Regions from separate parts of the Mus musculus genome. Here region 2 is linked to region 1. A link is a loop called in an ENCODE intact Hi-C map of the cell type or tissue named here. Cell type or tissue: left cerebral cortex. All regions are shown on one strand. Each heading gives the region's core, and the rest is flanking DNA. Links, peaks and the distances in the headings are about the cores only.

Region 1 (16,215 bases), core at 5,003-13,002:
TGAGTGTGTGAGTGTGTTTTTTCTAAACGTTAAAGTTTTGACTTTACTTTTTGGCCTATCTGGATAGGCTATTTGAAGGGTAGACGGGGTGTATTTTGAGATACCCCTTTTTTCAACCCCCTAATCTCAGTGTTAGGGAGGCACATAATCACAGACTCAAAATGCAACAGGCCTAAAACACAGCATTTCCCTGCACCAATGATCTGCAAGCAGAATATTCCGATCAGAACTTTAAGATGCCCTCTGGTGCTCTGTCCCTTCAAGATGTGGCCCTCTGGCCTGCAAGGTTGCTGATCCTAGGCTCGGTCTGGCTGCATCACACTGGACTGTGTGGTTTTAGGTCTGTGCTGAATAGGAGGAAATGGGCGGTGCTCCCAGCTAGAGAGGCAGAAACTCTGACTCAGGCCGGCTTTAAACTAAAGAGGAAGTGGATCACCTCACGCTCCAGGAAAAAGGAAGCCCAGGGCGGGCGTGGCCAGCCCTCCGGATGAATCAACTCTTAACAAAGGCACCTGGCGGGCTGCTTGGGTAGGCGGTCTGTTCTTCCCCAGGCTGCCCCAGTGGGAGCTTTAGTCTGACCCTGCCTTCACTTCTAAGCAGATACAGGGTGGGGTCCTTGGTTGCGCCAGCCTTTGAGGTGGACCCAGCTCCCAGTCAAGGGATTTGACCCTCTGCGGTCAGAGGATTGGCTCGAACTCTTCCCCCTCCCAGGGCAGAGGCCCTGAAAGGAGACAACTTGTAAGCAGTCTAGGCAGCCCCACCCTGGGGTGGGCTGGCCTGCCATAATTAACCAATCCCCATAGTGTCTGGTGTCTGATGTTCTCACCATTGTGGTGAGACCAATCAGATCCACCCCTGCAACCTAGAAAAAAGATCCCAGGGGGAACAGATAAAACTCTGAACAAAACTGCTTTTGTCGGTGGAGCGAGGTGGTCCCCGGTTAGCATTGAGGCAGATTCTTACATCCTCCTCTGTCTTCAGTTGGAGAAGGAAAAAAAAAAGAGAGAGAGAGAGAGAGCCACAGGGAGACCTACTGGAGGTTCTTTAGCCTCTGAGGTACAGGAAAGACCCGGGGGCTGAGCTGGCTGTGTGGGGAAGGAGATGGCACCAGGGTTCAGAGCCTCCACAGTCTTTCAGGGCTAGGACTTAGAGATTCGGGGTAAAGTGCAGAGCCCAGTAGCTGTGTTTGGAACCCAACATATCTCAAGGACAGAGTATGGGCTGGACTGTGATCCAAGGTAAGGTAGAGAGAGTGGGGAGGAGGGCAGTCTGGAAGCGGGGGTGAGGGGCTTAGACTCTCCTGGGAGCCCTTGTACCAAGGGCGGGACAGAAAGGACTTGTGTTCAGGCAACACTCCTGCATGCAGGGCACACAGACTCCTGAGTGTGGCTATCTTAGGCCAGGTCCCAGCAGGCTTCTTTAGCCTCAGAGCAGCAGAGGATTCTGGTTGCTGTGGGCGCTGAGTGTGGGGACAGGATGGGGAGTGACTGTCTCAGCCACAGTGCTGGGTTTTCCGCAAGGCATGTCAAGCTCTTGCTAATACTCATATAACCCTACGGGTTCTCCAGCAGACCTCTCCACTCACTTCCACATGCTCACGCCTGCTCCCTTCAGTTCATAAGCTTCCTCCTTCCTCTGCCCTGTGGCTTTGCCAGGGGCCTCTTTCCACATCCCTGCCTGGAGGCACTGGAGACATTCCTGGCAGACATCAGGGAGTATCTGGCTGGTGGCTCATAGGCCATGGAATGTGCAGAGTCTGAAGGTGTGTTTCACCCGCCTTCTGCCCCAAGGTGACTTATTCTCTGGAGTGGCTTGGGGACTGTTGGGGCTGAACAGCAAGCCATTTACCGGAGAGGACAGTGTGTGCAGATCTCAACGAGCGTATTTGGCCACATGACCCAGGCAGCCTCCTCATCTTCCCACATCTCAATTCTCTTGTGGTTTTGTGGTCAGCCTCAGATTAAATCATGGTTGCCTGGCAGCTGAGACTTGTGAGAGAGTCGCTTTCTCCCAGAGTTACCTGAGATGGGCACAGTCACAGGCTGATGTAGACCAAGGATCCTGAGAAGGCTCTGGGCCCTGACAACCTGTAGAGAGCTTGACCCACCTGTCAGAGTTAGGAGATGGGAGAAACATGCAGGCATTTAGGCTCAAACCTGACTAAGAACAAATTGTTCTATTGTAGTGTATGTGTGCACGTATATGTTCATGTGTACACAGTAATTCTGCATATCACTGCAGGGGCCATATGTCTTTCCCCCTCATGCTCTCCACCTGATTTTTAAAGTCAGTGCTAACATTGAGCCTTGGGCTTACTAATTAAGCTGCTAGGACTGAAGGGCAGCAAGCTCTGGGAATCCTGACTCTCCCTTCCCAGCACTGGATTTGCAGACATGCAGTGCAGAACCCAAATGTTTACAGAGGTGTTGGGGGTCCAAAGTCAGGCTTTCAAGCTGGTGAGGCAAGGGCTTTGCTGACTGAGCCGTTTAAACAGTCTGGGACCTGGAGATACAGCTTAGCCCCAGTACAGTTCTAAGCAACCCTATCCGGCAGTTCACCACTGCCTGTAACTCCAGCGCCCTCTTATGGACTCCAAGGGTACCTGCATACCCATGTGCATATACGCCTACCCCATATGCACTGCTCTCTCGTTCTCTCTCTCTCTCTCTCTCTCTCTCTCTCTCTCTCTCGTGTGTGTGTGTGTGTGTGTGTGTGTGTGTGTGTGTGTGTGAAATTAAAAATTTTTTTTTTTTTTTGGTTTTTTGAGACAGGGTTTCTCTGTGTAACCCTGGCTGTCCGGGAACTCACTTTGTAGACCAGGCTGGCCTCGAACTCAGAAATCTGCCTGCCTCTGTCTCCCGAGTGCTGGGATTAAAGGCATGCGCCACCACTGCCCGGCTAAAAATAAATTTAAAAAAGAATTTTCTGGCCTCAATGGCTAGCTCATTTCTCAGGATAGAAGAAAAGTCAAAGGCTTTTTCTGCTAGAAATAGAGATGGAGCCCCCGCCCCGCCTGATGGGTGAGGCTTCAGGGCTGCTGCTTGGAGCAGATGCTTCTCTCGAAGCAGATGGATTTGTAGAGAGGGGGACAAAGCCAGCCATTTGGGGACCGATGCCAGCAACACTGCCTGCTGAGGCATGGGCTGCCAGTGTTCCCAGAGCCTCCATCTCAGCTGAAGCCTCCAGTGAGCTCTCTGGTGTCGTTCATTTAAGCACATGACTTTCAAAGTCCTGGATGTGGTGTGCAGGTCACAAAGGTTGCAGAGAAGCTACTTAAATGGTTTCATCAGTGTTTGCTGCCATAGTAAGAATGATTCATAGACAAGTGCCTTGGAGAGAGAAACCAAAACGAAAAGACTCCTTTGCCAAAGTGTCTTCCATAGTCCATACTTTGGGGGGTGGGGTGGATAGGGGAGGGAGAGGAGGAAAGGAGAGAAGAATTGTGTTAATTGTGTAATAACTCTGAAAATGGGGACTGAGTAGATAAAGAGGCCAGTATTGGAGAGGTAGCTTTATTACAAGGAACAATAGCAATTTAAAAACTCATTTAAAGACAACTTTACGTTAAAACGCTATTGCTTTTCCTCATGTCTGTGAAGGAAGTACAAGCTAAAAACGAAAGCCCCAAACAATAGGGAATGGGGGAGGGGGGATCAGAAAAACCAAAAGCTTCCATAATTTCCAGAGCCTGACTGTGTTTGGTCCAGAGACCCCTTCTGGCAAGGAGTGCCATTTGTGTGCGGCCCTCTGTCTACACAGATCACAGCAGCATGAGATGAGTCACACCCCATGTGTGTCTCTCTAGTAAAGTTTTCTTAACGATACTACTTGTCTCCCTTGTTTCAGACATCTCCTTTTGTATGTATGTGGGTGGGTGCATCACACACACAAAGAGGCTATCAAGTGTCTGGCTCTATCACTTTCTGTCTGATTCTCTGACTGAACACAGAAGTGAGGGAGTAGCCTGCAAGCCCCAGGGACTCTCCTGTCTCCGCCTTCCACAGGGCTGTCTTTACAGGTGCATGTGTGGCCATGCCTGGTCTTTCACATGGTTCAGGGACGAGTGTGACCTTGGGTAAGGTGAAAGGAGGCTAAGAGCGGAGAGATAGCTTTGTGGGCTCTTCTCCAGCCTACGGACGGTCTCCTAGTAGCCTTTCTCTGGGGTTAAGGGATGACTCTGAGAGGCACATGATCTTGCTTTGTCTGTTTGGCTGTGGCTGTATACCACCAGATCAGGCACTACTGAGGCTGAAAGAGCAGCTGAAACGGACCGTCCGTCTGCAACCCAGTGATGAGCCCAGGTGAGCTCTGCACTTCGGGGGCTCTTTGTTCCTTGAGAGGCATGGAGGACTATGCTCCAGTGACTGGGAAGGAAGAACATGCCAGCCCCACGCGCTTCACCTAGCCCACAAGGACAGCCCGTACGCAGTGTTCACACAGCATGTGGTCTGTGGTCATTCCTGGCAGCCAAGGTTTGGGAAAAGCAGCCTCTGCCTGGGTCTGCCTCTGTTCTCTGCTCACAGCTCTCCACCCCTGCCAAGGAGACTGTGGTTGCTAGCAGCTGTGGACACTTTCCCACAATGCAGTTCTTCGTGATGTCTGCTAAGCTGGGGGGGGGGGGGTCTTCTCTGAAGCCCTGATTCCTCACTCTGACTTTCCCACCCTTTCTTCCTTGACTTTTCTCAAGGGAGAGAAAGGAGAATGGATACATCTATCCATCTATCTATCTATCTATCTATCTATCTATCTATCTATCTATCGACAACTGAAGATGGGAAAAGGGTAATTTTTTTAAAAAAAGCTAATGACCCTGTGTATTTAGTTTATGTGGGATTCTGTTCTGTTTTATTGTTTGAGCTGTCTGTCTTAACGTCACTATCAAACTATTTGAATTATTATAATTTTGTAATATATCCTTAGTCCAATAGTGCTATCCAATTTTACTTTTTTGGGTTAAGAGCGCTTTACTATTGAGTTTTTTTTCTTTTTTTTTTAAAGTTTCCCTATGAATTTTAGGACTTTATTATATCCATAAAAATATTATTTGAAATTTGATAGAAAATGCATTGAATATAGTGGTGGTATTGCACTGGGTAGTGTGGACACTCTAAAAAGTATTATTTCTTCTAACCAATTAAAATGAGATAATTTACACTTGGAACAACATTATGAACTAACCAGTACCCCTGAGCTCTTGACTCTAGCTGCATATGTATCAAAAGATGGCCTAGTCGGCCATCACTGGAAAGAGAGGCCCATTGGACACGCAGACTTTGTGTGCCCCGGTACAGGGGAACGCCAGGGCCAAAGGGGGGGAGTGGGTGGGTAGGGGAGTGGGGGTGGGTGGGTAAGGGGGACTTTTGGTATAGCATTGGAAATGGAAATGAGCTAAATACCTAATAAAAAAAAATGAAAAAAAAAAAAAAAAAAAAAAAAAAAAAAAACAAAACAAAACAAAACAAAACAAGAAAAAAAAAAAAAAAAAAAAAAAAAAAAAGAAAAAAGGATAGACGGGAGAGATGGCTCAGCAGTTAAGAGCACTGACTGCTCTTCCAGAGGTCCTGAGTTTGATTCCCAGCAACCACACGGTGGCTCACAACCATCTGTAATGGGATCCAATGCCCTCTTCTGGTGTGTCTTAAGAGAGAGACAGTGTACTCATATACAAAATCTTGAGAGAGAGAGACAGACAGACTCATGACTGAAGTTAAGGAGACTTTGGAGGAAGTAGTTATGTATTTATATATAATTGATAATTTGTATTTAATTGACAGAGCCATTTCTTTTGCTCTGATAGGTGAACAGCATGAGGCAAGGCATGCAATTTCAGGACTTTCTGTCCCTTGTTTCTCTGTATAGTGTTTTGTTGCCTTGAGGCAGTGACTACCGCTGGGGTTAAACCCAGGGCTTGGTTTTATGCTATGCCTATATGTTTTCATCATCCTAAGACATCTTATCTCCCCTCGACCTGCCTGCCTGCTGGGTTAGCACTGTGTTTGTATTTTTAAACAAATCATTATGGTCCACTCTCAAAAGGAGGCACATTGTTGGTTATCAGAATCACAAATATGAAGGAGACACTGGACGACTGTCTCCCCAGCCGACGGCTGGTATCTGCCTGTCCTGCTGCCCTCAGTTCATCCTAGGCTGAAAAGTTACTCGAAGTCTGCTGTACAGTTGAGTCCATGTGTCAGAAAGGGAGGGAGTCTCCAGTCTCTGAATACATAGCAAACTAGGCTTCATTCACATTCTCAACGTGGAAATCTATAGGAGGTGCAGTCTGCCCAGTTTCTCGTCCCTCTCGGAAATGTTCAGGCAATGAAGAACTCAGGGGCAGGGGGAAATACAGTTAGGAACACGGGAAGCACTGTTTTGTACCAAACTGTTGTACCAGTCTTTCATGGTGATGCCTCTCTTTGCAAGGTTGAAAAATCAAACAGCCCGGTTGCCAGTACTCTTATTGTGAAATGAGGACCGTTGTTTCTGGTGGCTCACACCCTCTTTGTTCCTTTCCTTTCCCAACTTTAGCCTCTTCCCTTTGTCCTCTCCTCCCGCTTCCCTTTCTCCCTCTTCTAACATCCCTCCTCCATCTCCCCCCCTCAGTTTCTCTCCCTTTCCCTTCTTTCTCTCCTCCCCTCCCCTCCCCTCCCCTATTCTTCTGTATCTACCACTTTAAATCATGGTCTGAAGCCTCAGTTCATACTAACTTGTAAAGCTGTGCTTGGCAGTATTCTTGAGACAGGCTGCATCAGACTAGGAACAGCAGCTCTGGGGGTTTCTCTGGGGGGCTTTGGTGGCACTTCCCATTCTCTGTCACAGGACAGCAGCAGGAGCTTCCAGGTCTGATGCTGCTCCTCATCCTGGAGTCTAGGTCACCTGAGGCCTGAATCCAGGTTTTTTTTTGTTTTGTTTTGTTTTTTGCTGCGTTAACATTACACTTCCTCTCTTCCTTCACACTTGTCTCTGCAAATAGACTCTGGAGTCATTCTGCCCACAACGTCTGAGATTCAGTATGCTTGGTATTTCAAAATGGATTTATCTGGGTTTGGTGGAAAGGCTCTGACATCCAGCTACTTGGGAAGCCGATACAAGAGTACAGTCAAGTTCACAGCCATCTTGGGTAACTTAGTGAGACCCTGTCTCAGAATAAAAAAGTTAAAGGGTGTGTGTGTGTGTGTGTGTGTGTGTGTGTGTGTGTGTGTGTGTGTGGAGGGGTGTGGTTCAGTACAGAACACATGCTTGGCGCATGCTTAGCATACATAAAGTTCCAGGCTCAATCCCTGGTACCACAAATACTGAGATAGAATTAAATAGGGCTATAGGGAGTTTGGTGACTGAAGGCCTCCTCAAAGATCAAATGAGGTTTAGAAAACAAAACAGAGTTATAGGCGAGGCAAAACATTCAGGTGGATTGGCTCTTCTCTCCTTATAACTAAGCTTTGAATCTGGAATGGATGACCCAACGTTATTCTTATAAAAGGTGTGCGAATGAACCCTATGGGATGATAACAGACCAGCATGGTGAGTGCTGTTTAGGTCTGAGCTTTGGCCAGTGGGTGTTGGTGGGAACATTCAGTCAAAGACTCTCCCTTCAGATCTGGTGCTCTCTCTAAGCCTAGAGCTGGGCCACATGCACACAGCAGCTTCAGCCAGTGCACTGTGATGCTGCAAACTGCAGTCTATTTTGAGTCTTTAAGTCTGTTCCCTGGCCCCTACAGGTGGGAGCCTGCAAAATTATACTTCGCTCCTTCTATGGGCGGCACCCACACCATCCTGTAGTTCAGGGTAGAAGGAAGGCTGACAAACCATCTTCACCTAAAGCAGCATGGGTGGGGAAGGGGGAAGGGTGGGGGACCAAGAGCCACAGCTCTGTTCTCTGCCGGGTAAGATGTCAAAATAGCTCATTTAAACCTGGGACAATACTTTTCCTCTAACACACACACACACACACACACACACACACACACACACACACACACACGAAGCTATTTTCTATTTAAAGTTGCTTATTCACAACTGACCCAGAAATCTGGTGAATGGTAAGTGATCCAAGAGAGAAGTTTGAAAAATTGTTCCCATGTCCTGACAGCAGCTGGTGGTCACACCCATACAATAAGCAGCTGAGGGGCTGGTGAGATGGCTCAGCAGTTAGGAGCGCTGACTGCTCTCTCAAAGGTCCTCAGTTCAAATCCCAGCAACCACATGGTGGCTCACAACCACCCGTAATGAGATCTGATGCCCTCTTCTGGAGTGTCTGAAGACAGCTACAGTGTATATAATTAATAAATAAATAAATAAATAAATATTAGAAACTATTAGAGTTTTAAAAAAAAGCAGCCTACATCGACAGGCCATGGAAAGACTGTCTTGCTGGAGACTGAGCCATGGCAGACCCACAGCAGAAGCTTAAGTGCAGACACAACCCCTGGGGACTGTGGGTTTGTTGGGAGTGCTAGTGTCCCCTATGAGACTATGGCCAGGGTACCATTTCTGGGCGCAGAGCCCTGAGCTGAATAAGGCTGCCCTGCCTTTAGCCCCTGTTTATTATGCTTTGGTATCTAGTGAGTGACAGCTTATTGCTCCCTGGAGAACTGGCTTGTGACATGGGTCTTTGTATCTTGACCTCTAGCCTTGCTAGCGAGCGGCAACCCTGTGGACTTGGGCTGAGCACAGCCTTGGATTTGAAGGGGAAGAGCAGAGACCTCACACTGTACAGAGGCCATGCCTGTCACAGGCTAGTCCTGTCCCCCAGATGAAGATCACATCGTCTGAGACAATGCCCTTTTTCTCTTTCTGAGGCTTTTGGGAGCTTCCCACGGATGGAGGTCAACTTGAGAGAAATGAGGTGTCGTGAGGCACGAGTGAAGATCGGGGTGATCCTCTCTCTGGATAGGGTTTCTAACACTGGATTCTGTTTGCTTGTTTGTTTGTTTGTTTTTATGGGGCACTTCAGGAGTTTGCAAGTCTTCCTTATACAGGGGCCATGTTAATCTTCTCTGTACTGTTCCAATTTTAGTATATATTCTCCCAAAGTGAGCAGCCCTGGATTCTGGCCTCAAGATCAGAGCTTGGATGGAGGGGAAGGAAGCATGATGCCTTAGTTTCCTTTCTTCTTTCTGCGAGAAAACACCCAACAAAGCGACTTAGGAAAGAAAGATTTACTTTGGGCTCACAGTTAGAGGAGTCACAAACCACCACGGTGGAAAAGGTAGTAGGCAGAGGCAGAGGTCACATTTTAACTGTCATTTGGCAGCAAAGAGAGTCTGGGCTGGACTGTTAAACTTCAAGGCCTGTGCCCAGTGACCCACTCTCTCCAGTGAGGCTCCACCACCTAGGGGGTTCCACAACCTCACCAGGCAGCACCACAGGCTGGGGACCAAGTGTTCAAACATGAGCCTATGGGAAAATTCTGATGCAAACCACAACACTCAGCTAAATGTCTGGATTATTCTGTGGCTAGGAAACAGTGGCAGCTGGGAGACAACCACACAGGAAGCTGGGGTGAGCAGGAGGGTGGGAGCCACTGAAAACTATAAATCCCACTGCCATACACTCCTCCTCCTAAAGAGTACATGGCAGGTGTCTCCCAGCACCAGAAGACAGGTGTCATGGAGAAGGTGTGGCCAGACCTGCTTCGTTCCTCTCCCCTTTAAGAACCGTTGTTCTTGTCTTCCTTATTCGTCTAGATTATATCATGTTGAGACCCAAAACCTCTATGTGGCTCCTTCACATACAATGTCCTACGGCCGTAGACTGTGAGTACCACCTGGTAACGTGTGAATGTGTCAGTGAAGTAAGCCACTGTTGTGAGCAATGCTTCAAGGTGCCCGAAGAACCTGAGCTACCTTTCTCTACAGGTAAACTGTACAGGTTTACTCAGGAGGGGCAGTGAGATGCCTGGCCAAGCAGCATCTCTCCTACTCTGTGGAGGGAGGAAGGCTTCAATGCAGCCAAGTGCCAGGTATGCAATGGGGGCTTCTGACAGTTTTGAGTCTCCAGGGAATGTGGGCTCACTATCGTTGTCAAGAAGATGAGGTCAACACAAGCCCTTCTACCCACTGTATATGGATGTGCATGTCCATGCCAACATCCCAGAGGACTATGGGCCCACAGAGACCCCTCACTCAGAGGTGAAGATTGTGCCTCACATAGACACCTCCTTGGAGGAACAGGTGCATGGTATTTTTCTGGAGGGGAGGGTGGCGTGAGGGGTTGCAGTGTCAGACCCAGTGAGGCCCTTCATAGGCTATGTTCAAGATCATGGACTATTTCTTCTTTCAGAAGCTCACAGTTCTGATCAAAGAATCCCTAGAGACTTTGTACACATGACAACAGCATGAACATGCCTCATTCCTATGTTCATGTGCATCGTTCATGTATGTGCATACCTCATTCATTGTAGGAAGTAACATGTACAACAGAGTGATGAGTTCTAGCTTGGAGAAGATTGTATTTAAAAGCCAAGTGTGGGCTGAAAGGATATCTGAAGGGCTGTGATGGTTTGTATATGCTTGGCCCAGGGAGTGGCACTATTAGGAGGTGTGGCCTAGTTGGATTAGGTGTGTCACTTGCCCTAGCTGCCTGGAAGCAAGTCTTAGCAGCCTTCAGATGAAGATAAAGAACTCTCAGCTCCTTCCTGCATGCCTTCTTGGATGCTTCCATGCTCCTCCTGCCTTTATGATAATAGACTGAACCTGTAAGCCAGACACAGTTAAATGTTGTCCTTATAAGAGTTGCCTTGTCGTATGTACAACATGTGTCTGTTCACAGCAGTAAAACCCTAACTAAGACAAGGGCTGAAGAGTAATAGCAAACATGGGAACCTGAGTTCAACCCCACCCCTGCTGCCACCCCTGAGACCCCAAAAGAGAGCCTGGCATAGGGATGCTCACATCTAATCTCAGCCCTGGGAAGGCAAGGGACAGGGGGACCTCTGAACTTGTTGCTGGCCAGTCCAAGACTTAAAACTCTGTCAACTTCAGGTCAACGAGAAACCTCGTCTCAAAAAACAAAGTACACAGAACTCGAAGGTGCACAGCCAAGGTTGACCTCTAGCACCTCCTGCACTTGCACATACCTACACACATGCACACACACACACACACACACACACACACACACACACGCACCCTCACTTACACTGGTGTGTGTGAGGCCGGTGTGTGTGCCCTGCTATCCATGTGGAGGTCAGATGGCAACTTTATGGCATGGGTTCTCTTCCTATACGCTGGGTGGCATGCTCAGGTCACCATGACTGCACAAAAGCACCTTTACCTGCTGAAATATCTCACCAGTCTTCCGAGGGTTTTGATCAGTCTAACTTGAGACAGCTTCTATCCTAGATGGGGACCCAAATACCTACTTTCTTGTATGATGACCTGTAGCAGGATTTTCCCTGTCCAATCACTTTAAATATAATACAAGAAGCCTGTGATTGGACAGGGAAAAGGGAGGTGGGGTGAAGAGTTGCAGAGATGGAGACAGGGAGTGACAAAGGAAGGAAGCAAGATGTAGGACGAACAGGATCATTCAGATTCCATGTGGTTTTAAATAGCCACAGGTAGATACAATATCATATAGGGATAGAATAATTGGAATAATTAGTCTAATCTAAGTGGGCAACTTGTACCATTATCAATTGGCCCTGAATTTATTGTGTGGGCATCTTGTGTATTGAAAATTTATTGATACATAAATCTGACTGATTAATTTTAAGCTTCTAGAGTTTTGATTTTACTCAGTTACTGGGAATTGTGACAGCCAATTGCATGGTCTTTGCATGGGGCTGGCATGGCAATGACCCACCAAGGGAACTTGGAAGCTCTGGGCCAAAGAGTCTGCTGAAATGAGAACACCCTGCTGGAGTTATGTGGCCCGCTGGTGCTCAGTGTAGCGTGGGAACTTGCCATTCTTTTTAATATTTCCCTAAACAATGACCTACTCTGCTTCCTCCTGCCTGCCTCAGTGTGTTTTATGGTTCCTCACAGATCTGAAGTGGGGATGGGCTGAAATTCTCGAAGACTTGTCCCCCATGACCCAGCTCAGTCAGCCAAGCCTCACATCCTATCAAAAGAGTGCCACCACCTGGCGACTAAGCATTCAAACATGTAAACCTATGGAGAACCCTTCATGCACAGTCTATTACAAATGCCACCTAGACTCCCCAATATTCCTAGGCATGAACAGTTGCTGGGACAGGCTCCCTCATCAATCCTTTTCAGAGCTAACAAGAGACTCTGCAGCAGAGACTTGTTCCTGAGGACCTGGAGTCTTTGCCGAGGGTCAGCCGACAGTCACCAGTGTCTATGAGGTTCATGGGAGCCACTAGACCTCACTTGGCTCCTACAATGTGCCACAGATATCACTCACACAAAATGGTGATGAGTGATTGGCATCTGCCCAGAGGGAAAATGTCCATGGCAAAGTTGTCCCACATAGAGAAGCCACACGCAAACTGCAACGGACCTTGACCTCCCAAGCGAACAGAAACAAAGCCCTCTTGTCCTGCAGCAGGCAGTGACTGTACAAACACAGCCAGAGGGAGGGAGTGTGGGCAAAGCCACCTCTAGTTCTGGATTCCAGGGAAAGAAGGCAGGATCCACTCCAGTTGTGGACCTTGGAGTGGGGCAAGCTGGCTTGATGGCACATGGCCTTCTTCTGGGGCTATACTGACCCAGGTTGATACCCAGGCAAAAGTCCCCAGAGTGCTAAACCCTTCCTGGCCACAAGTTCTTTGCTGTGGGCCCTAAAGCTATTCACTACATTTATGCTTTTAAACTTAATTTAATATAATGAAGTCATTAAGTCCTTTCTTGTTTTAAAAACTTTATTTATTCATTATGTGTGCTTATGCTTGCCTGTGCATGTACATGCATATAGATATGTGCATCCATGTACCCGTAGAGGCCATAGGAGGAAGTCCACTTAATTCCTTCAGACAGGGTCTCTCACTAAACCTAGAACTAGGCTGGTTGTCAGGAAGCCTCATGCTCCTCCTGTCTCTGACTCTCGACTCTCTGCAGAGGCAGTTCTTGGCCACACTTGGCTTTATATGTGGATGCTAGGGATTTGAGATCAGATCCTCTGTGACTCTCATGGCACAGAAAGCCATCAAATGGGTTCAGCCCACTGAGACTGCTTCGAAGAAAGCCACAGGCTGGGCAGCTTATGGATTTGTTTGTTTTAGGGTCAGAAACTAGAAGTTTAAGCTGGCCTTGGCCTGGCTGGTGTCTGAGGAGGCTGTGCCTCTATGCAGAGGGTGCTTCCTCCCTGTGTCCTCCTCTGGTCAACCACTCCTGGTTTCCCTATCATCTGGCACCAGTCCATCGTAAGGGCTCTGTGGTGATCTTGATCTGACCACTCTACTCTCAGCTTAAAGAACAAGCCTTTGGGAGGCGATGCAGAGACAAAGTCACAGCACGAGCTCATGTTGTTATGTCTAACAGCTAAGCAAGTTGTAAGGCTACTGAGCCTCCTTCAGGCACTAGGAAATGGCCCGTCCACTTCCCAATGTTTCTAACTTGGTGGCTAGCACCCAATACTCTGCTCTTCCACCTGAGTAGGCCTTGTTGGGGTTTTGCTCCCTGAGGACTAAATATCATCAGTCCATCCATCACACAGGTATTCATTAGTGCTGATGGACAAGGAGCAAGGCAGAAAGAGCAACTACAGCCCTGCCCCCTCCTGCATTAGAACCCTGATACCCTGCTCTCCTGGTATGGAAGTCTTAGAACAGGTCTAGCTGTCATCTGACAATGCCGTGTCCACAGCTTCATTAGTTTTGTCCAAAACATTCAGTTTGGGTCCCCACCCACAAGGACCTGACTCCTGATTCTGACTGGGGACAGCCTATCCCCAGAATAAGTGATGGTTGGACTTACTGCATTTCTCTCTAAGCTCCTGCAGAGCAGAACAGTTCACACACACACACACACACACACACACACACACACACACACACACACAGAGTCTTCTGAGGGGCTCAGTCTGTGGCCCTGCCCTAGCTTGGTGGACATTCATTAGTGCTGGCTATGCTTGTTCAAGCATGTCAGGGCCATGCATCAGTCAGAGCAGTGTGGGGGAGAGGTGGCCAGCTTGTCCATCTGTCCTTACCTTCCTCTCACTAGTGAAGGGTCTGGAGAGCAGAGAGGGTCCCCTGCTTCATCTGCCTGTTTTACCTGGAGGTCCTTAGGTTCATAAGGCATCTTTTCCGACTCCTAACACAGGGAAGGTGTTTAGTGCCATTAGGGTCTTGTATTGTTTACCCAGTAACTCTGGGTACCTCTAGAGAGTCTGGGAACAAAAGACTCAGAGCTGGGTGAGATGCCAGATAAGCCATGAGCAGGAAAAAAAAAAAAAAATCAAAGCTCGTGGACAAACCAAGGGCTCAGTTTAGATTCTGTTCAGGGTGTCTAACAGGTCCTCCTGGTTTCCGAAAAATACAAGAATGTCCAACAGGCCTGGGGAGATGGCTCCAGAGGGAAGAGTGCTTGCTGTGTGACACTCAAACAGAAAGATGACCAAAGCTATCTGTGCCTGTAACCCCAGCTTTGGTAACTGTGGGGTGGAGCCTAGACAAAACACTAACACAGTCCACCTCACAGAAGTGGTGAGCTTCCAGTTCAATTCCAAGGGACTAAAGCAGAGAATGACAGAGAGAGACCTTATGTCTTTCTCTGTCCTCTGTGGGAGCATGCAACCACACATTCATGTGTATGACCAACAACAACACACACACACACACACACACACACACACACACACACACACACACACACACACCATGCAAACACACAAAGAATGTCCAAAAGCCCTACAGACTCCAGACAGCACAGCCTCTGGCCTCCTTCATTTTCTGAGCCTCTTACAGAAAGGCAAAGCCTGTGCCAAGGGGTTTGTGGATCGCAGAATTATCATGTAGCATCCTCTGTCTCCACTGAGTAATTCCTGTGGATTGATCAATATCAAAGGTCTGGGCTTGCCGCCAGCCTGCGATGCCATGCATGCTCGGAGAATACTGTCACTGCATTTTAGAGCACGCCCAGCCACTTCCTCCCAGATGCCCGCAGCATCCATATTCACAGACAAACGATCTTCCTTAACCTCCTAAAATCACGATAGGCAGTGTCAGCCTTGAGAATTTTTTTCTTTTTAATCAGGAAATGGGAAACACAGGAGCAATGCATTCATTAGGAGAATTCCTCATGTCTCCTGACCCGCATAAATCACAAAATCCCTTCAATGGTTTCTTAGTTTAGAATCCAAATTCGAGGGTGCTGCCAGCCAGTCAGCTGAATCCCTGCATTTCCCATTCATCTTGATATTTTATCAAAAATATCTTTCTTACAACTGGTATAGATCCCCGGTGCCCCGGGAGCATTCACAAAACCTGATTTGGCCCACAGAAGGCTATTTATATATAGTCTCTGCGACCTAGGCATTCTGGACAGAGGGGCGTGGCACAAGGAAGCTGCAGGTGCCACGGGCCAACCCAGGGTTCAGGGCTGGGGGTGGAGACTGAGCAGAGCTGAGAAGGGCTTGAGTAAGCAATAAATATACTGCCTGGCGCCTTGATTCATATGCTAAGGAGCATCAAATTCGGCTTTAATTGGTGCAGAGAGGGAAGCTTGCAGCTGCCTCTGGCCCACACTGTGCACGGTAGGATACTCCCATGAATAGTGTTTAAAAATAAGCCCCGCAGGGAAATGCAGCCCAAAGACTGAGAGCAGCCAGTGACTGGGGGAGGGGGTGTGGGCGGCCTGTGGCTGGGGAAGGGTGTGGGGCGCAAGGCTACCAGGTTAAATCTGAGAAGATCTCAGACCTCAGAGTCCCAGGAGCCGCAGATTTCCTCCGTGCCCTGTAAAGAAATACGTGTTTCACCCTTTGTGAAAATGCTTAGCCTTTCATGATGGTTGCTGTTCCCCTGTGGACTCTTGTGGAGAGAGGCCACAGGGGCTCTCTTTCGGGGAAAGTCTCTTCTAGCCCTGTTTCCCTTTCTCCCTGGCTTTGGGGCTGGGCTCTAGGAAGGGACCCTCAGTGAGGGCAGAAAGCTCTTCACTAGGCTAAGACTTTCCCTACTGGAACTATGGAAGCAAGGAGACATGGTGCTTTGCCAGGCCAGCGTCCTAGGCCAGCCCTTCTTAGGTGCTGGCCAAGCCTAGTCAAATGAATTTCGCCTCTTCTTAGCTAGAGTGCAGAGTGACCACGTGTACAGCC
Region 2 (16,215 bases), core at 3,335-11,334, 110 kb after region 1:
TTCTGTGAGTTCCAGGTCAGCCTGGTTTGCATAGTGAGTTCCAGGACAGCAAAGGTTACTTAGTGAGACTCTGTCTTACAAAATCAAAAAAAAAAAAAAAAACCAAAAAAAAACAAAAAAAACAACCAAACATTCCAGCACAATCCAATGCAAAGATGTACTCATTTGAATGTATAGTAAATTCAAGTCCTAATGCATGCTGGGGTCATGCCTGAGCAGAGGACGTTCATGGAACTTCACTAGTATGATGTATGTCCTGGCTGCATGCAGATACAAAGATCGTGTGTCATGGGTTTGGAACCAAGGCTGCAGAAGTCTACTGAAGGAATATGACTTTTGTTTGTTTGTTTGTTTGCTGCATGTTCAGAAAGCATTACACTTCGCTGAAATTCAGTGATCGGCCATGTGGTGGTTTAACTCAGAATGTCAGGGGGCTCATACATTTGAATACTGGGTTCCCAGTTGATGGTCTGTTGGGAAGGATTAAGAGATGTGGCCTTGAGAATGGAGAGGTAGCTCAGTGGTTAGGAGCACTAATTGCTCTTCCAGAGGTCCTGAGTTCAATTCCTACCAACTATATGGTGGCTCACAACCATCTGCAATGAGATCTGATGCCCTCTTCTGGTGTGTCTGAAGACAGCTATATTTTACATATATGCATACAATAAATAAATAACTCTTTAAAAAAAAAGAGGTGTGGCCTTCTTGAAGGAGTGTCCCTGGGGTAGGCTTTGATGTTTCAAAAGCCAACACCAGGCCAGTGCTAGATCTCTCTCTCTCTCTCTCTCTCTCTCTCTCTCTCTTTCTGGAGCAGAGTGAGCATTCTTAGCCCCATGCCTACCCACCCGCCACCATCTTTCCTACCGTGATAATAGACTAACCCTCTACAATTGCAAGCAAGACCATCGTTAAATGCTTTCTTTTAGAAGAGTTGCCCTGACCAGGGTGTTTCTTCACAACAATAACTAAGACATCCTACATTCAGTCAAATGACTTCAAGTGGGGGATCACGAATTGTAGTTTAAGATGCTGTGTTCCCAGGACGCCAGGCCTCTAACAGAGCACATTAGATGCTACACTGGAAAATGATCCTCATAGACATGGGGCTCCACCCTCCGCCCCACCCTCAGCTTTGTATTACATCCACCATTAGAGAGCAAGAAGACAGAACAGAGTGCTCCCCAGCACGGGCTGAGTGACTTTAGATCAAAGCCCCTCCATGCTGGGGGTGCAGACTACCACTCCTCCACCTGACTCAGGGATGCAACTAGGTTCATCTGAATACTCTTGGACAGAGCCTTCTTCCGAGCTGTGTGTGTTCCCCGCCTCACAGGGAAGTGTCGCTGTCCCTGTGTACTTCCGTTTCCAGGTCTTGTGACTTTGACAGCAACAGGAGTGATTTTAATCCCCATCCCCACAGCTTTTTGCATTTTACACCTGTTGAGGACTCTGCTATCCTTGCCAGAGGCAGGGTTCTTTCTAGCTCCCCCTGGTAGAACCCAAATGCACGCTTCCCTTTTGACTCTTAGTTTTACCCATGAACACACATGTGCAGGTCTTCACCCCACTGTCCTGTTTTTCCTCTGCAGGACACTCTGTGATGAGGGGTACACGTTCACTGCTGGAGGCAGAGGCCTCTTCAGGTTCCCAGTGGAAGATGGGCTGTCATGGAAGCGCACCCCCATCTCCGCTCACCCTGGCTGTGCTCCTTGAAGGTACCTGGGGATGAAGCAAGGCTCTGCTATACCCACAGATCCAGGGAATCCAGTCCCCTGCTTCTGGTTCCAGGAACAGACATTCTACTATCTGGGTGACCTTGTTCATTGGGTCCCTCGGCTCACCGAGTTTCTGTTGGCTTCTCTCCCTCTTGTCCTGTAACCAAACACCAATGGCACAAAAGACTTAGCTTTTTCGCTCTTTTTTTTTCATCTAAAGTGCACTGACATGCATTCTAAATGTGGGAATTTAAAAAGAAAAAAAATGCTTTGGCCCTGTCACCCCGAGGAAGTGTCTCCAGATCTGACTAGCTCATTTCCAGATAAAGTTGTAGATACTTTTGTTAAGTGCTTACTGTATGCCAACACTAAAAACACCTACTGTGTGCCAACACTGTAAGTGCCTACTGCGTGCCAACATTGTACTCAACACCAGGCTTGTATTTTCACTACATTTATCATAGTCCCACCAGGTTTTCATTATCATCATTGAACAGCTGAAAAGGCTGGCTCAGGACAGTGAAGCTCTTTTTTTTTTTTAATTTATTTAATACATAAATACACTCACTGTAGCTGTCTTTAGATTTTAGACACACCAGAAGAGGGTGTCAGATCTCATTACGGGTGGTTGTGAGCCACCATGTGGTTGCTGGGATTTGAACTCAGGACCTCCAGAAAGTCAGTGCTCTTACCCTCTGAGCCATCTCACCAGCCTGCCAGTAAAGCTCTTATGATCTTAGGGTTAGTTACTGGAGGGCTGTAAGCTATGCTAACACATGTGCTATGGCCTCTGTACACTCCTGAATGCTGGCCCACACATGAAATCCACAGCCCAGGCACACACATACACAAGGAACACACAGTGCTCCCACACACCTGCACACAAAGAACATATAAGATACATAAACACCTGTATACCCAGAGCCCATAGTGCATGTGTACACATGCACTCACGAGTGCACACACACACACATACCCTTGCACATGGAGCCCATAGCATATACACCTGTGCACATGGAAAAACACAGCACACACACACACACACACACACACACACACACACACCTGTACCCAGGGAGAACACACATACACAAACTTGCACACAGAGGTCACAGCATATGCACATACCTGCACACGTGTATATAGTCCACTACACACAGCACACACACTTCGGAACACCAGAAATTCCACAGCACCTACACACACACACACACACACACACACACACACACACACAGAGCAAGACTACAGTATATGCATATACCCACACCCACATAACCCACAACACAAACCTACAAGCATGAAATCACTAGCACAGACACGCCTACACACACCAAGCTGACAGCTAGCTCCTTTGCACACATTTGACCACCCTCCATACCAAAAAAATCAAATCAAATCAAAACAAAACCACCCTGTTGTCTTCTGTTCTGTGTTTGGATGGGCTCAAGCCAAGACTCATGAAGGGGTAGAGGCGGTGCTCCAACTCTTCTGAGCTCTGTAGCTTGGCTGGGTAGTGAACTGAGGGAGTAGTGCACACCGCTGGAGTGGGGAAAGTACAGGTGCACTGTGGGAAGGCATCCTCAGCCTGTCCCGCCTGCCCCCTCCGATCCTGCCACAGACCCCTGTGAGTGCCTTCTGGGTCCAGGGGAGCTCTGCCAAGCCTGTAAGAAGTTTTAATCCCAGAGGGCTGGCTGTAAACATGGTACCTGCCTGTGTTGCTGCTGTGGAGGTCAGGCCCAAAGGGTCTCCATTATCTTCATTCCTGTGGTGCAAGTTCCAAACCTGTCCGGGAACATGTTCGACCTGCCTTTCTGCCTTTCTGCCTTTCCTCTCAGATCGAGACCTCAGTCTTCAGGGATTTAGGAACCTGGTGTCTTCAGGTCCAACCTGCCTGCCCTGGTGCAGGTTCCCAGAGCCTTTCAGACGTGCACGGGCAGAGCCGTGCTCACAGGCAGTTAAGCTCCTCAGAGGATCAGCATCTAAGACTTCTGGGTTCTGGGACTTGAGGGTAAGGAAGGCAGGATGTTGTTGAAGATGAGAAGTGAAGGGCAAAGTCGAGACCCTTCTCCAGACCCTTCCCAGCCAGGACTCGGCCAGTCCCTGTAGCCGTGTGCACTTGAACCTGGCTGGAATATTAAATAGGTTCTGAGTAGGTGTGGACTACCTCCTGAGCTGGGGTCCACTATACCTCTGATGTCACACCTGTAACCACTACCCTTCTGGTCACAATTCAGGAGACACAGTGAAGACCAGGAATCTCACTGTTTTCCTGCATTCAGCAAGATGCAAGCCCCAGACTCAACTCTCTCTCTCTCTCTCTCTCTCTCTCTCTCTCTCTCTCTCTCCCTCTCTCTGTGTGTATGTGTGTGCCTCTCCTGTGACTAAGACTCCTCTGATCTTTCTCAAAACAAGAGAGCTCAGCCCTTGCAACTGGTTTCCACACCTGAGAATGCCAGAGGTCCTTGAATCTTGGGGTTTCTGCCGCTCTCTCTGTCTCTCTCTCTCCTTTTCCTCCTAAGCCCTGTACCACATTAGAGTCCTTCCTTTCCATGCATCCATGGCGAATGCGCAGTGTGTACCCATTCTAGAGTGAGTGCAGACAGTTAACATCGTTTTATCTTGTTCTTTTCCATGTGTGTCTGTGTGGTTTGCAGCTTTACATGTGTATGTATGTTTCCATGTGTACTCATGTGTATGTATGCTTCCATGTGTATACATGTGTATGTATGTTTCCATGTATACACATATGTATGTTTCCATGTGTACACATGTGTATGTATGTATGTTTCCATGTGTATGTATGTTTCCATGTACACACATGTGGGCATATGTGTATGTGGGTGTGTACACATTTGCTCATTTTTGTAGAGGCCTGAGGTTGGCATTAGGAATCATCTTCACTCTCTCTTCTACCTTATTAAATGAGGCAGGGTCTCTCAATCAAGCCCAGAGCTTACCAACATGTCTAGTTTTGCTAGCCAGCCTGCTTTGGGGATTCTGTTTCTGCCTCAGTCTGGAATTACAACTGGGCTTTCAGGGCCGCCTGGCATTTTATGTGGGTTGTGGGGATCTGAACTCTGATCTTCATGCTTTTTTGGCAAGCACTTAACCACTGAGCCATCTTTCCTACCATAGGGTCACTCCCTCTGTGTGCACACAGGTGTTGGCACCCAGGGCCTTGAGTAGCACATTCTGGCTGCCTTTGCACAAGGCCTTATAGCTTTGTAAACAGAAATTTACTAAACATGATTCTTGACTTGGTTAGATTTCCATTGCTGTGAAAAGACACCATGACCAAGGCAACTCTTATAAGGGACATTTAATTGGGGCTGGCTTACAGGTTCAGAGGTCCAGTCCATTATCATCATAACAGGAAGCATGGCAGCATCCCAACGGGCATGGAGCTGGAGAAATTGAGAGTTCTACATTTTCATCCAATGGAAGGCAGGAGTGGAATGACTTCTAGGCAGCAAGCAGGAGGGTCTTAAAGCCTAGTCTCCCCTCCCCCACCCGCAGTGGCACACTTCCTCCAACAAGGCCACACCTACTCCAACTAGGCCACACCTACTCCAACAAGGCCACACCTACTTCAACAAGGCCACTCCCCGGGTTAAGCATATTTAAACCTCAACAATTCTGGAGATTGAAAGCCAAGATTAGGTTTACGGTGTAGATGACTTTCTAGTTCATAGTGGCACCTCTTAAAGTCCCACCAGGTGCATGGGTGATTGGAACTTTCCGCAGTCTCAGTGAGGGTGCAGACTTCCCCATGACTACCCTCATGACCTCATCACCTCCGCAAGCCTGCTTCCTAACACTAGCTTCTCGGAGGAGTTTCCACAGATGACTTTTGGAAACACAGACCCAGACCGCAGCTGCACCCTCAAGTTGAATTGTTCCCAGACACTTGATAGAGCTTTCTAGCAACTCTAGAACGTGAATCCAGCAGGTGATGACAGGTGACAAAAGCACTTTCAGAATGCTGACACCAGGGTCTGGCAGTGGTGGCACTCGGGAAGCAAAGGTAGATGGGTCTCGAGGTGATGATAATGGACTGGACTTCCGAACCTGTAAGCCAGCCCCAAAGGTAGATGAGTTCGAGGCCAGCCTGATTTTTCTTGCTAATCTCCCTGTTTGTTTTGAGACCTTTTCGTTAAGTGTAGTCTAGGTTCCCTTGAACATGAGATCTTCTTGCTTCACCCTTTCAGTGCTGGGATCAGGAAAACTTCCCACACCCCTGGTTTGCACTACCATACACTGCCTGTGTAAAGGCACCCTACACAGCTCCCTGACATATGTTCCCTGGCCTCCCCGCTCTCTGAAGGACTAGAATAGCCAATGTACATCTAAGTATAGCATCATGACAAAGGAGCAAAGGATTCGGTGCCTGGGACAGGAATGGGGAGAGCTTAGGGCTGGCCTCTGAGATACAGACTAAGAACCAGGGTCCCCCCCCCCCCCCGCCAACCCCTGTTGCCTCTACTTGCCCTTCAGAGTGCTCCAGAACCTGTGTCCTCTGACTCCCACAGTCTCAACCCTTCTCCCTGCTTTCAGTCCCTGGATGGGGTAGACTCTGCAGATCCTCTCTGCCTCACAGGCTGAACCAGGGTATTGACAGTGGTTTCCAGAAGTTCCCATCATTCTGCACTCATGCTTGTCTTCAGCGTGGCTGGCCGAGGGACCCTTACATGGGAGCATGTTTGAGCCAAGCCCTTGAGTGGTACCTACCAGTTCCTGACTCCACCCCCAGTTCACAGAGAAAATAAAATAGACACAGCGTTGAAATCAGGATTTCTTTTTTCTTCACCCAATACAGGAAATATCTGGAAACTAGTTAACACTAGGTGTTCTGCTGGCAAACACTATTTTCCATTTTCCTCTTGTGGTTTTATTTATCGACATTTGAATCATTATGTTGTTATGACTTCCTTTCTATTTCAAACAATTTCCCCATTCTACCGCATTTTATACCCACAATTTTGTGTTCTTTTTCCTAAAAATCTATTCTCTGCAATTATGCATTCCTGGGCCTCCTGGAAAGCCTCTTGGAATGTGGCTGGTCCCTGGCCAGCTCAGCCCCTTCTCACCTGGGTGGAGGGGTCACTGTATCCATCAACTGTAGGACTGGGACTTGGATAACACAGGACCCAGGGTCTTGATCCACTGTAGAAGTTAGGTCTGGTTCTTTCTTCCAACCTCATGCTCCCAGAAATAAGACTCAGATTTAAAATATACTCACAAATACCTCGACACTATAGCTAGGCTCTTCTCTGATGAGATCATAACTTAGGATAACCCATTTGTTCTAATCTAAATACTGCCACATGGCTGGTTACCTGTGCTCAAGTACTGTGAGTCCATCTACTCGTATCTTCCTGGGTGAATCTCGAGCCTGGCTCTATCCCAGAATTCTCTCTGCCTCCCGGCTGTTCCACCTTCTAGTCTACCCTTTCCTAGAGGCCATAAGTTTTTAATTGACAGGTGATGTAACCATACAATAGATGTGATATTCTTTCTACAACCCACTGACAGCAGTCTGTTTTCAATTTGTTGAGCCTGCTATAGGACTTCATTGAGCCTTTCAAGCAAAGCAGATGGCAGAAGTGGGAGGTAGACCCAGGCATTTGTAGGTAGACCCAGATGCCTCAGCCTACTCATCACCAGAGACAACTTGCACCTACTTCTTTTGTTTTTGTTTGTTTGTTTGTTTGGTTGGTTGGTTTTTGGTTTTGTTTTTAGGATTTGATCACAATACATTAGTTTTAAAATTGCTGTTCTTTTCTTTTTTTATTAATTAATTAATTTTTTTTACATTCCATTTTTATTCCCCTCCCCATCCATCTCCTACTGTTCCATATCCCATTACTCATCCCCAACCCCTGTGTCCACGTGGATGTCCCCCCCCCTCCCCCGTGCCACCTGAACTCTAAACTCCCTGGGACTCCAGTCTCTTGAAGCTTATGCACCTACTTTTTTATGGACCATATTTCTGAGTGTTCTGTGAGCATAGAAGGGGCTGACCCTGTAGCCTGCAGTGCTTAGAGCTGAATATCCAAATAGGAAAAAGCCTCTTGGCAGGAGGCTAACACCGATGGTGGGATGGCAGGGGTCTGGTAAGGGAGGCTGACACTGATGGCAGCCTGGGGAGGGAGGAGTTGCGTGAGCAAGCAGGTGAATATGTACGTGGACAGATGGTGAGTCAGTTAATGATAGAGCGAGTGACTGGGTAGAGGAGTGAGTGAGAGCACGTGAAAGAATCAAGCATGAACGAAAGGGTGGATGAGCGAGCAAATGAGGTGTGGATGGATAAGTGTCAGTGAGTGAACTGATGAGGGAGGGAGGGAAAGGTGTATGTGTGAGCGGGTGGGTGGATGAGTCAGTGAGTGATGGAGGAAGTGGGTGGATAAGTGCACAAGTGAGTGTGTGAGTGTGTGAGCAGGTGGATAAGTGTACAAGTGAGTGTATGAGTGATGGACAGATGTAGAAGTGTGTGAGTGAGTGATGGGTGAGTGGGTGAGTGTGCTCCAGAGCACACAAGTATCTCGAGCGAAAGCAGCAGGTGGGAATGAACAGATTGTCTCTGTGGTTCTAAGATGGCACCTGTCACTTGCCATTGTTGGGCTTCATGGCTCTGACACACTGATACCATGCAGACTTCCAAAGCTTGTTTCATGTCTGCACTACCATGTATCCTGATGGCGACTGTCATGACCTAATGCTCCCCTGCTGTAGATTGTGTGGGCTTTCCATCTGGGTATCAGCTGGGCTGGTTTTCTGTGTGAACTGCATCTTGCTGCTTCGGGCTTGTGTACAAACCTCTACACACTGCAACACATTATTTCTACTGTATATGGATAAACACATTCAGTGAATGTATTTCAAGTTCTTACCTGAGTCAGGAACATCCCTTAGAGAAGCAGAAAACAAAATGCCCAAAGCCATCCAGGGGGCACAGGGTATGTATGTGTGTGTGTGTGTACACATGTGTGTATGTTCATGTATGTGGGCATGCATTTGTGCATTTGTGCTTGTGCATGTGTGTATGCATGTGTGCATGTGTGTGTGTGTGCCCTGCCTGGTCCCTGCTCTTGGTGACTTTTGTCCTTTCCGCTCCTTAGCGATGGCTTTACTATTGAAATGATTTCCTTATTCTGGTGTGAATGCCAAAGAAAATAGTGAAAAAAAATCACTATATCTGACTCCACGGGACCACGGCCAAGGGCTGGCCATTTCTCTAATTAGACACAGGACCACACCCACGGGAAGAGCACTGCTCTAAGTGGAACTCCCATCAACTTTATCCTTTCAGCTGTGGGTAAAGGACATGCACAGGTGTGTGAGGTTGGGGGTCGTGTATTGATGGCATTTGGTAGATTATAAAAATCATGTGGTAATTGGCCGTAAGTGGCCGTCAGTGCTGGTCTCACTTAGCAGACTGATGCTTCACTCTTGGGCCCAGGGTCCTGGCTGGTGTGGCATCAGTGTTTCTCAGCTGCTTGTACAGCTCATAGGGAGGTGCCTATGGTGAGCTCTCTTGAAAAGCAGTGGGGTGTGGCTCTCAATTCCAGGGTGGGTTTTGGAGGTTATGGTGGAGCAATGTGCACACTTTGGTCACAGCCCAGTGTTCTTAGTAACACCCGGTGTCCTGTAAGCCACTTTGCTTCTCCCACCAAGGGGCTTATGGCCTGTGAGGTACACTCAGCAGTGACACATTGAAGGTGACCCAGCTGCGAGCATGAAGGTCTCAATTAGAGGCAGCTAGAATCTCTCTTCAGGACCACCTAATCGCTGGTCACAGGGTAGACATTTTCACATTGAAGTTTTAATTTCAAAGTAAGTCGTGCGAAAAATGTTTTCTCGGAGCTAAAACGTATACAACTGCCCTTGGTGAGGTGGAGAGTTGGATGAGTTTGCTGGGCTATTTCCAGGTGTCTTTTTGTGTTTAAACTAGTCCTGGTAGAGACGTGGGGGGTGTGGGAGTGGGGGGAGGGTGCCGGGCCAGGACAGTACCATGTCCTGAGTCAGCATCCTGCCCATCTCTGGGATTCCTTACTTTGAGAACTTCAGTAGATAGCACACCATGAGAAAGATGCTGCGAGGTTGTGTCTTACCACGAGTTTGGGAAACAGGGTGCATTTCACTGGGGAGAGCTGATCCCCGGCACCAGGACCTTATGGGGGACAGTAGTGAAGAAAGAGTGGAACACACAGCAGAGAGCTCTGGAGAACTGACTAATGAATGGAGTGGCTGTGAAGATCCAGAGTGGGAGGTACTTATGCCAAGCAGCCAAGGGTCCCAGGTTACGGGGACTAAGACACCCATAGGAAGCAGGGAAGCGCTGTCAGGATACAGGGAGTACAGACTGGATAACATAGGGCTGGCTGTTCCCTCCTGGTACTTGGTGATTCTCAGTAAGATGCTAAGTCACAGCTGAGGTGTACAAGCACAGTGCCTGAGCCTTTAGACTTCCCCTCTCAAGTTGGGTGACGTGCTCTATCTAGTGCAGTAGTTCTCAACCTGTGGGTCCTGACCCTTTGTGAGCATGGAGTGGGGTCGGGTGGGGTGGCGTGGGGTGGGTTGAAGGACTCTCACAGGGGTCTCATATAAGATATCCTGCATATCATCCGATATTTACATTACAACTCATAACTGTAACAGAATTGCAGTTATGAAGTAACAACAAGACAATTTTATGGTTGGGGGTCACCATAACATGGGGAATGGCATTACGGAGGTTGAGAATCACGGAGCTGATGTCAGAGGCTCAGGAATGGTGGGCAAGAGCTTACAGTCCATTTGGTCAGCTTCTGTCTGCCTCTCCCCCCCACCAGCCCCACCTCAGACAGTGAGGGGTAAGATCCTCAAGTCCACTTTGTATGATTGGGGACATTTTGTAGCCTTTGCAGTTTTTGAAATTTGTTAGTATGTGCCAATTATGAGAAAACATGAAACACTGAAACCTGGTGTGTAGGGGCTTTTGTATTGAAATATGTATATCTCCATATGGCTCTTGTTCTGGACTCCAGCCCGACCGGGACCTAGCTGTCTGTGTCAGTGACACCTCAGGGACAAGAGGTCAGTGGCACAGGCCCTTGGCATCTTTTCTTTGATGACAGTCAGTATAGAGTACGGATTTTACAGCACAGTCATCAGAGCCTGATAGTCATCACTCCTGGCCACGGTCCCTTTCTTACCTTTACTGGTGGTTAAAGAACAGCCTGAGAACAAACTGGGACAGGCTGGGGAGAGGGGCAGCCGCCTCCTTGTTTGGTGGCTCTCACTCTCACTGCTGCCGTCCTAGGGCTGTGTTCTCAACACTGGGCCAGCACCTTATGGGCAAGGACCCAGGCACTCCTCAGTTTCAGAAGTGCATATTTTAATTTTTTGTTTTCCGTGTTCTGTAGAATCAAGGGTGTGCTTTAATAAGTTGCTTTTAAGTTTTATTCCATTGCTCAGACTGTTAAAATTACTAGTTCCCTGGGAGCTGAAATGCTCCTCAATTCTCTTTGTGGTTCTGAGAGACTGCCTTGTAAGGTATTAAAGACTACTCCTGGACTGATTAAAACACAGGCCGGAGAGACACACCTCGATTGGTTCTCCTTGCCTTAGAAAGGACTGCAGGCATTAAGGGTGATGAGATACTTCAGTGAAGTGCTGGGTGTGGCCCAGCTCAGTTTCCACCCCACCCCAACCCACAACTCTCATGGGATCTTGGGAGTCTCATGGGCCCCTTCACACCTGATTACCAACCCCCGGGGTTTGGGTCACTCCTCTTCTCTTCTCTTCTCTTCTCTTCTCTTCTCTTCTCTTCTCTTCTCTTCTCTTCTCTTCTTTCTTTCCCCTCTGTTGTTTTTATTTCAAGATGACATCTCACTGTGTAACCCTGGCTGTCCTGGGATTCACCCTGTAGAACAGGCTGGCCTTAAACTCACAGAAATCCACCAGTTTGTACCTCCCAGGTGCTTGGACTAAAGGTGTGAGCCACCATGTCTGGCCTGGACTGCCATTTTCTTTGGCAGAAACAAGACCACGGGAAAACTGTTCAAAACTTTTCACTGCTGTGCCCCTGTGTACCCTGCCCATGCAGATGCCAATCTTTCCAAGACGGGGGTGGGGGCGCTTAGGGTAGACCCCAAGCCTACATCTTATATGTATATTCACCCTAGGCAGCAACATACTGCACAGTGAAGCTCAGGTTCTGGACATATATGGGAGAAGAGAAGATAGCAGCTGTTGAATCAAGTGAAGACTGATGTGAATGTCCTACACTGGGCTTTAGTGGTAATGAACTGAGACAGGCAGGGACTTAGTCACTGTAGGACTGGCCTTCATGGAAGAGTCAGTGGGGAACTCCTGGGTCCAGAGCAGGGACGGTGGTCCCTGACAGATAGCACCCGGAGGATGGTAGCCTGTCCAGAGACACCTATGTGTCACACATTCTGAGCAAATCATGTATAGTGACTGGGTGCCAGATTCCTATTGTACGCAAGCTTATTTAGAATTTAAAGCTAATCTCAGTATGTATAAACACTGTGCCACACAGTTCTTTATTTATTATATGTAAGTACACTGTAGCTGTCTTCAGACTCATCAGAAGAGGGAGTCAGATCTCATTACAGATGGTTGTGAGCCACCATGTAGTTGCTGAGATTTGAACTCAGGACCTCTGGAAGAGCAGTCAGTGCTCTTAATCGCTAAGTCATTTCTCCAGTCTGCCACACCGTTCTTGATATTGTGATTTGGAGTTAAAGATGAGAAAACAAAGGGTCAATTAACAACATGTCATGGCTGTATTACATATCCTAGAGCCAAGTATGTTTGTGACTCTTGAGTCCCCTCTACCCCACCCCCACCCTTCCACTGAGATGCTTTTTCCTACACTGGAAGTTATAGGGTTGAAGCCTGAAGTTATAGGGGATTCTAGAGATGTTCGGAATTCTCTCCGAAAGAAGCCATGAGGATCAGAGAAAACTACAAACATGGGTGTCTCACAAATGCTTTCCCCCATGGAGCCACAGGGAGCAGTGAGCATGGCACTGCTGGACCCTGTGGCCTTTTTTTTTTCTTTTTAAATATTTATTTATTATTATATCTAAGTACACTGTAGCTGTCTTCAGATTTCAGATGCACCAGAGGAGCGTCAGATCTCATTACAGATGGTTGTGAGCCACCATGTGGTTGCTGGGATTTGAACTCAGGACCTTTGGAAGAGCAGTTGGTGCTCTTAACCACTGAGCCATCTCTCCAGCACCCCCTGTGGCCTTTTTAAGATTGGCATTGTTTCCAGCACTTGGGAGGCAGAGGCAGGTGGATTTCTGAGTTCCAGGCTAGCCTGGTCTACAAAGTGAGTTCCAGAACAGCCAGGGCTACACAGAGAAACGCTGTCTGGAAAAACCAAAAAAAAAAAAAAAAAAAAAAAAAAAAAAAGAGATTGGCATTGTTCATTGAACAAGAGGTCTGAGATGGGGACTAGAAGCCATGGGACTGGCTTGAGTGTACAACTCAAGGAGAAATTATAAGGGGAAATTGTTCGAGGTTGAGAGATCTGCAGATGAAAGAGAATTTGAAATATTTTCGTGGTTGCCACCGTGTGTTTGTAAAAATAAAACGTATAAGATTTTGTGCATCTCTGTAAGGCTACCATTTCAGGGTGGAAACTTTTATTGGAACTTTAAAACAGGAGATATTCGCGCAGGTTCCATGAAAGTTGTGTGGAAGGAAAAAAAGACCACCAGAAGTACCCCGGGGAGGGGGGTGGCAGAGACACCCCGAAATGAGATTTGGGGTGTTAAGAGTATACGAAGACAAGGGTTTTGTTTTGTGTTTTCTTTGCTTTATGATAATATCCAGGCTTGGAAGCATAAAAGCTTCCTTGAGTAGCTATATGCACGTCACTACTGAGCCTTTTCTGACAAAACCAAAACCAAAACAAAGCAAAACAAACAAAAACAAAAAACAAACAAACAAAACAACAACAAAAAACGAAACCAAAAACTCCCCCCAAACCCAAAACCGAATAATTTTGCTGTGAGAGTTTGACATACAGCCACAGGTAGAGGTTGACACTCTCCTCCCTCACAGAACCAACTACACACTTGAAAGGACCTGGGCGGTGGGCGTATGGCCTAAGACACTGGGTCTCTGGGAGCCAGGCTTTGCTGGTGCGAAACTTCCACACAACCATCAGAGAGGAAGAGTCCAAGCAAAACAGGGCCCCCTAAGCTGAGAGGACCTCCGTGACTCAGCACCCTGTGGCTCGGCTCCCTCTTGCTCTCCCCTTGCACGGCTCCGCCCTCTGACCCGGAAGCCCATGACTCAACCCTCAAGGCTCAGCCCTCTGACCCAGAACCCCATGGCTCAACCCTAACGGCTTGGTGTCTCATGGCTGGGAAGCCATGTTCAGTCCCACATGATTTGAACTCTTATAAGGTAGTGTCCCATTTTGTGGTTCGAGCCAGATGGTATTGACCCTCCCTGTCCTGCGGTGAACCTAAGGTCTCCCTAAGGAGAGTACTGGTCTCAGGCATCTCTGCAGGCCGGGAGAGGCCTCCGGAGCCACACCCATCCTACGGACTTTGGAAGCAGGAAACTCAATATGGGTGCTTGTTATTGTGGGAATCACTGTTGTTTCTAAGGGCTCGCTCCCAGACCAGGCCGGTACATACTCAAGTACATTGTTTAGTTTTGTTTTTCAGAACTGTCTTATGATACAGGGTCTGTGTTCATATTTCTTAAAATGCAGGGTATGGAATCTGGCAGGAGTCACGGGGACATCATGTGTTGGTATGCACACAGGAGGGATTAGAGGGCTGGGCGGGGCCACCCAAGCAAGGCACTCCGAGGAAGGTGTGGCAGCAGGCCAGGATTTAATGAGGCTAAGGAGGGAGAGAGTGGCCGGGTCAAGGTTCAGGGTGTGTCAGGAAATAAGTATGTTTTTTTTTATAACTTTAGAGTTTGCCTGTAACATTTTTTTTCTCTTCCAAAGGGAACAAGATCAGCTAAGATTTCTGAAACCATTTTCTTTTTAAACTGAAAAGAAATGCAGTTGCTCCTATTCCTTCAGAGGAGTGGGAGGCCAGCCTAGTTCAATATTTGAAGCGCATGAGAGCCCAGCCGTCCCATTCCACATGCTTTTTGAAGCAGCTGGTGCATTTTAGAAATAAATATCATGTGCGCTCTCTCTCTCTCTCTCTCTCTCTCTCTCTCTTTCTCTTACACACATCCAAAGTGATCACATGACAGCTTAGGCGCCTGGCCATGCTCTGGGAAACCCAGGCAGAATGTCTCCACCCTTGATACTAAGGCCACACCTAACTCACCTCACCAGCCCAGTGAGGGTTCACTGGCCACAGGACAGAAGTGGCTCTGACACGGGGACTCTGTAAGCTAGCAGCCCTCCAGTGAGGTTGCTCTCAGGAGACAGGCACACTCTCTACTCTGTTCTCCTCAGAAGATTAATCTGTAACCTGTGAAACTACCTCAGGAGAAGAGGAAGAAATATTTTATTAGAGAATTTTTAAAAAAGTATTCAAGCCTACAAGCAAGAGAAGGGCCACCTAGCTGTCTCCTCTGCTGCTGCGGTCAGTCTGCTCAGCAACCTGCTGGGAGTCTGCAGCTTATTACCCCTGTCCTCTTTGGCTCCCCAGTCCTACTGTTAGGACTGCCCTGCAGTTTACAAACAGCATGAGAGCTGGGCTGCAAAGAGCCTTGTTTTCTAAAGCCATTCTAGGATCGACGCTCACCAGCGGGGGAGGAGTTGAGTGAATTCTGAGTCCACCAAAATGAGCCACTGAGTAACAAGTCATTGCAAAGAGGGCGAGGCCACAGCCTATGGGCAAGACACCTTGCAGGGGAAGGACCTCTCATTGGCATTAGGAGTATGTGAGGTCCCTAAGACAGAGATTACCGACAGGTTTGATAGCTAAGCAGAGTTAAGCCTCAGAGGCAGAGTGATGAATCTCTGATAGCCTTCACTGTAGCTGCAGCTGCTGGGGGAAGGGAGGAGATGGCAGAAACAACCATAACAAAAGTCTTTTGCTAAACATTTTAACCAGTTAAGTATATGCAGAGACAGACCACGGACGAGATTAAGATCTTTTAGCAATTTGACGGGTGGGGGGTTTCTCTCCCCATGTAGGGTTTGACAGATCTTCCCTGACTGGTCCTATTTTCACCCTCTTTGTGTTTTCCCAGTCAGCCAATCAGGTGCAGCATCCTTACTGTGACCCTACATTTAATTCCAAGACTTCAGAGGAATTAGCGGGTTCTTGGCACTCTGGCATGTACACACACACACACCACACACACACACACACACACACACACACACAAATAACAAATAAATGCATCGAACATTTGAACAGTAACTTTCCTTAAGGGAAATGCACAGAAGATTTGAGTTAAAAACTCTGAGCTATCAGAAGAGGCTTGGTCACATGTTCACGTTGCATCTATAGTAAAACAAAACAATTTGAAAGTTTCTTTGAAATCATGGTGA

Evidence for each region. A loop is a pair of places that touch in the nucleus more often than their neighbours do. Peaks named below come from ENCODE experiments on the same cell type or tissue, not always from the same donor. Only the 100,000 strongest peaks of a DNase experiment are listed, where the experiment ranks them.
Region 2: it touches region 1 in a loop (2.7-fold over the local background); 3 of 42 quality-filtered maps call a loop at or near these places.

Annotation. Positions count from the first base shown.
Region 1 is chr17:13,668,201-13,684,415 of GRCm38, reverse strand. It overlaps Gm24867 (a small nuclear RNA gene), which reads right to left and starts at 9,038; the gene lies at 8,934-9,038. In left cerebral cortex, for the core only: CTCF peaks have their summits at 8,296 and 12,104 (motif pointing left); DNase peaks (open chromatin) are centred at 6,779, 6,965, 7,738 and 8,013; H3K27ac peaks cover 657 bases.
Region 2 is chr17:13,554,258-13,570,472 of GRCm38, reverse strand. No RefSeq gene overlaps it. Among named protein-coding and RNA genes, the nearest start is that of 2700054A10Rik, 8.3 kb to the right of the region's middle. In left cerebral cortex, for the core only: no CTCF peak of the experiment used is centred there; a DNase peak (open chromatin) is centred at 7,235.